Regions from separate parts of the Mus musculus genome. Here region 2 is linked to region 1. A link is a loop called in an ENCODE intact Hi-C map of the cell type or tissue named here. Cell type or tissue: left cerebral cortex. All regions are shown on one strand. Links, peaks and the distances in the headings refer to the core of each region. The heading gives the core; the rest is flanking DNA. Region 1 has its middle 62 kb from the start of Ctsc. Region 2 has its middle 2.3 kb from the start of Gm25345.

What was found. Hi-C counts contacts between places; a loop is a spot of excess contacts. Peaks named below come from ENCODE experiments on the same cell type or tissue, not always from the same donor. Only the 100,000 strongest peaks of a DNase experiment are listed, where the experiment ranks them.
Region 2: a loop joins it to region 1, with 3.0 times the contacts of the local background. A loop is called at or near these places in 10 of 42 quality-filtered maps.

The regions. Positions count from the first base shown.
Region 1 is chr7:88,214,359-88,217,289 of GRCm38, forward strand. No RefSeq gene overlaps it. Among named protein-coding and RNA genes, the nearest start is that of Ctsc, 62 kb to the right of the region's middle. In left cerebral cortex, for the core only: a CTCF peak has its summit at 1,245 (motif pointing right); a DNase peak (open chromatin) is centred at 436.
Region 2 is chr7:88,344,815-88,347,745 of GRCm38, forward strand. No RefSeq gene overlaps it. Among named protein-coding and RNA genes, the nearest start is that of Gm25345, 2.3 kb to the left of the region's middle. In left cerebral cortex, for the core only: no CTCF peak of the experiment used is centred there; DNase peaks (open chromatin) are centred at 1,373 and 1,830.

The sequences.
Region 1 (2,931 bases), core at 155-2,654:
AGACACTTTGTTTCCTAGGGTTATTCAGCTAGAACGTCTCTTGTTGCTTTTTGCATGTGAATTTATATTTTAAAACAACATTTGAAACAGTGGTTGACTTTGGTGTGATTAGGAACTTCATTGGGAGGGTTAAAGACGTTAAGCAAATGTGCAAATGAAGACTTGCTTAGTGTCTGTGTCCTCAAATCACATAGTCACACAGCAGGCTTCATACATGGAGAATCATACATGTCTGTCTCTGTAGGTTACACTTAAGACACCAGAAATCATTTAATGCAGAGGTGGTCTTTCATGAGAAGAAGCCAAGAAATGTAAACCGGAGAAACTTTCCCAGGAACACACATGGGCACAAAGAGGAGGATCAAATGCATTTAATTCAGCTGCAGTGTTATAGGAGAGAAACAACCCACAGTCACTCCCACTCGCACCAGTGGAGAGATGATCACAGAGCTCCAGGCTCTTTCTGTCTCATTTACTGCCAGTTTTCTAAATTAAAACAGATGTTTCCACTCCGTTGTCTTCTTTCTCTTTTCTGCTTGGCTAGGTTCCCTTCCTTTTGTCTTGTAGTTGGTGTGTGGTAACATTTGGATATAAGACTCACCTATGAGCTATAAGATCTGGATAGAGGCAACTATGTATAAAACAGCTGGAAAATGTTCTCTCCAGACATTAAATGTTTCTGAGATTTATTGGTATGATTCAGCTAAAGAAGGACAAGAGAACAGAGGAGCTACTTTCCAGAAAGTTCCCATCCTGTCTTACTTTCCCATGATTATTTGGCACACCAGTAAGCACTTCAGCTGAATTTCCCTGTTGCTACTTGTTCTGTCTCCCTTTTCTCCCCCATTGTGTTGCAATTGCTTACCTAAGATCCATCACCCACTTAGGCAAACACTAATGGGAATTTCCATGAAGTATATTTCTACAAAAAAAAAAAATCTGAGGTTGATCACTGAATTTGAAGTAGTTATATGTTAACTAATGCATGTAAAATATAATTAAACCCTTTTGATATCATCACCTTTAAATTCCAGCTTTGTTGAACTAGACTACATGTAAAGCATGCCTGACTTCTGAAAGTTATAGATACTCACTAGTGTGTGCAGCATAGATTTCATATTTACAGATTCATCAAACTGCAGATCATCAGTATCAATGCTGATGACAACAGATATTTTTCCTTTTCTTATTTTTTAAGATTTATTTATTTATGTATATGAGTGCTCTATCTGCATGTTCACTTGCATGCCAGAAGAGGGCATCAGAACTCATATATGTTTGTAAGCCACTTTATGGTAGCTGGGAATTGTACTCTGGAACTTCTGGACAACTGAGTGAGCAATGGGTGCATGTAACCATTGAGCCATCTCTCCAGCCCCCACCCAGCCTTTTCTTATTTCTTAAATAATTTATTATGATAATTGTTTACATAGCAATTGATTTGAGTTACGTAGGAATATGGACATATGTTACTTGCTAATCCTACTCAATTTTCTGTAAGGAAATTGAGCATCTACAGGTTTTTAGCATAATCAGCAATCTAATCTCAATTATATATCTAAGGAGTTAAGTCTGATAGGTAGCCAAAAAAGTAGAAATCATTTGGAAATGGGAAGGTGTCTGCCATTTCTCAATAAATTCCTGGGCTTTAGGCAGAGTGCTGACTTATCACTCAAAAACTTTCCAACAAATTCAATTCATTATGTTCATTATGAGGTGAAGTAATATATATATATTAATATATATATATATAAAACAAAACTTATGGTTTCACAATTTTGTAGAAGGGAAGGAAAATAATTTAAATACTGGTAACTCCATGAAATAGACAAACTACCAAATCCTAGAAAGGAGAAAGAAGTGATCTGATGTTTCATGAGGCTGGTACTGTGTTACCAGATGTTTGTATAGTTGTACATATTCCCATGCATGTGATTGTGCATTAAATATGTTTCTATTTAGTAAAAACTGTGTCTGAATCTTCTTAGACTAATTCCATAGATGTAACCCTAAGTCTTAATTATCATTTTCAAACACTACCCAAGAATCATTATCTGGCCAGATTAAATAAGTGTTCAGGCAAGGATGAACATAGACACATGAGCACACACACATATATTTATTCATATGAAAGCTTTGTCAGAAATTGCACCAGGCATGGATCAAAAGGTCACAGTGCAGGAGAAACTGCTTAGGCACTGCAGCTTTGAAACTAGGCCTCAGTGTTGCTGCCTATGTTATGCTTTGAGGGGCAAGCTTCAAGGACTGATGAAGAAAGAATATGAAGAAATTTTAATAAAATGTGACTTTTCTGCTTAGCCACTAGCTATCACTACTGGTTATTATCTTGTGTCGTCCACCTCGCCTGGAGGACCTAAGTATGGCCACATTTCCTAACCCTTCTATCTTTACTTCTTCTCTCTGAATTCCAACACATCACATGAATAACAAAGATGTAGCTAGTGGCAGAGCACTTGAATGCTATTCAGAGTCTTGGACTTAATCCCTAGCTTTAGGAAAAATTAATCAAACAAACAAAAACCAAAAATGAACAAACAAGCATAAAACAGATTAGTACAAACCTCTCACCAAGCAATCCTCCAGAACTCAAATAACTACTATATGGTTAATAAAATCTGTAGGACAAATTGAACTGACCACACCAATTAAAATAAGCATCAACTATTGTTGTCTTGAAATTTTATTATATCAGATGTAGAAAGGGAAAGAATCCCTATTAAGTAGCCCAAGTCATCATTGACATCCTCATAAAACAGGAATAAAAATAATAAAGAAGCGTGCCAGTTTGGACTCGTGTGTTTCTTTTGGTGTTCGAGATTTAACCTGGGGTTTCATTTTTGAACAGTGGATTCAGTATGAGACTAAATACATGACTCAAAGCAAGAATTAGTTGAATCTACTAGATCCAAT
Region 2 (2,931 bases), core at 144-2,643, 130 kb after region 1:
CACTTAGGAAAACAGGCCCTGCACCATGACTGGACAGCACAGTAGAGATAGATCTGTCTGGATATGGGGGTTGCAGGTGAGCCAGGCCTGAAGGCAGGAGTGTGGGAGAGCCTGACCTGCCTTTTGTCTGCTGGGTAGTGGCTCAGATGAGGGCGAGATGCCCTTCTCCCCTCCTTCATCCATCACCACTTACAGCAGGCTAGAAAAGCTAGAAAAGCAGCTAGAAAAGCAGGTTCATGAGAGTGGGAGAATTGACCATGTCCATCACCAACTGCAACACTGAGGAGAGCAGGCCCTGCACCTTTCCTAAGCAGCAGGGTAGAGATAGTTCTGGTTGCCAGGATTGTAGGTTAGCAGGTCCTGAAGGCACAAAAGTGGTAGCACCAGCGGGCTCACAAGCTTAGATACCTCTAAGGTCCACATTCAGGAGTTTGACTTGCCCCACTCTAACATCTATTTCATTGATAAATGCTGGAATGCATGAAGGGCCTCATCCTACAAATCCAAATCTATAGGATCACCATAACACAGAACAACAACAGGATATCCGAGAGGAGTCCAAGTGAAGTTTCAGTATTGATGGAATAGCTGAAGTCAGAGGTCATCTACCAGACTAATGAGTCATTGCAATGAACTTTTGCAAGCAAAGTGTGAACAAAAGGATATACTGTGGACACACTGTGATGCACTACAGCTTCCACAACAAGATAATTTTTTTCTGTTTGGGGGAGAGGTTGCAAGGGTGGAAGGGTATGTACAAGGGGAGAGGGGGATGAGTACAATCGGGATGCATGATAGAAGATTAACAAAGAACCAAATGAAAAGTTAAAAAGAGAAAAAAAAAATAACCAAGGCTGACTCTAACTCCAATGGTGTGATTGAGCTTTCTCCTTCTAGAACAAGAAAGCAAAAGTCAGTTTTGTTTTTAGTTTTGGGTTAAAGTGAACTCGTACCTGATGAATTCTGTGGTAAAGAGTAAGAGGAACATAGGATTGACTGGTAATTGTGGCTTTGAGAAATGGTGTAAGGGACTGAGGCTGATCCACCTCTGTTGGCTAGAAGTCCTTGCCTAAGCACTAAACAAGAAGTCTCAACCCTAGTTTCTAGCACCACAAACTTTCGGTGCATCATATGCTCAAGGAGAACATGGATAACCAGCAAAGATGCACAGTGTTCCTTTCCTTGCTTGAGTTTTGATGCCTGGAAAGTACCACTTCATAACTTTTCCCACCATTCCCCTGTCCTGCCAGAATTCTTGCATCATGCAGGAAATCAGAAAGGAAACTATACCAAATGTCTTCCAAGTAGCTTGATGTTGGATTTCTCACCAATATGGGTGGGCGAGGTGTCTTTAGAAATCTCAAACAAAACTGAGAATTTGTAACAAATGTGATGCTGCTGGCACTTGAATTATTGAGAAATTTGGACTTATGATTCATCCAGCACCCTTGCTCCAGTTAAACTGGGGTTGTTGGCAGACTCCTACATTTGATTTCTGTTAGAACAGAGTGTGCTTGCAAAGGCAAGGATGTAGTATGTTCTGAATTATCACTGGTCTGATAAAATGAGTTACTGCATTTTTTTCCAGGCACATAAGAACATAAGGGATTGGGGATCAGTGATTGCCACTCAGACTTGCCCTCATTCCCTTCTAATGTGCGGGAGCCAAATTTGAATCACAAAGATGAGTGTTTCATCACTTTTACCACTCTGATGGAATGAAACTTATTAGAATTATGTCCAGTTCTTATCAATATTTTGAGAGTGTGGAATGTTTTATTTATCACCAGACAACATCGGTTGGCTCATTCATCATGCTACTCTGTGACACTCCATTTCTCAGTACATATTTCTCATCTACAAGTATATTCTAGGATACCAGACACCAGAATGCCAGCAATGCCATGAGTCAATGTATCAAGAAGTAGCTTTCAACTAAAGAGATGTAGCAATTAGATGATTAACATATACCTTCCTTTCTGTGGTGACAGAGAGATGAATAACTTGGTGGCATTGACTACATTGTCTTTGAGTTTCCCATTCATATTGAGATCTACTTGCCCTTAATCTTAACTAATTTGCTTGATATTTTATATGTTGCTGATTTTCTTCTATTTCTTGTTTCCTGACACCATTTTCTCATCTGTGTTTTCTGTGAAAAACTCCCAAACATGTGATTTGCACACATATCATACCTCAAATATTTCTTCAGGAAGACCTCAACTGAATGTGTCTCTTTAAGGCTGGACAGGGATGCAACAAATACTTATTGGGTTTTGAGGATGTAAAATTAAAAATGATCCATTGTAGCAACAAAACAACGTCAAATTATCACAAAAAAAGCAAGATGATAATTAATCTCCTTGGTCCTCCTTAACTAATGGGCTTTCACAGCTTTGGTGATTTGATTCCCCATAACTGGGTGCTTTGCTAATCTCTCCAGGCAAAACAAGAGCAGCACCAACTTTTAGGCAGTGTAATATAGGTTAAGTACACAGAACTGAGATAGAAAACGGAAATATCAGTTTATGAATTTGTCATAAGAAATAATGACCACAAAGACCGAAATACTCAGTTTTCATGTGACACCTGCATATGTTGCTAGAGGGTAACCTAACATGATTCCAAATAACAATAAGATGTGTGAATACCATGCACTCCAAACAAGAGAATAAGCATCTGGAGTCTAAGGGCACTGGTAGCTGCCTGATCCCTAATCTGACTGTGCTAAAACTCCTTCACACAAAATTCTTCTCCAATCATTCCACATTGACGTTCCTCCTTGAACAATACTTGTAAATTGTTGGCTAGATTTGAATACCCACTGGAAAATGTAATCATGAGAAATGCCTCTGACATTCTCAACCCCTGTTAGTCTCCCATTCTTTCTGTAAATGTTAACTAATTCAATTCAATGCAAACCGGCTCTGC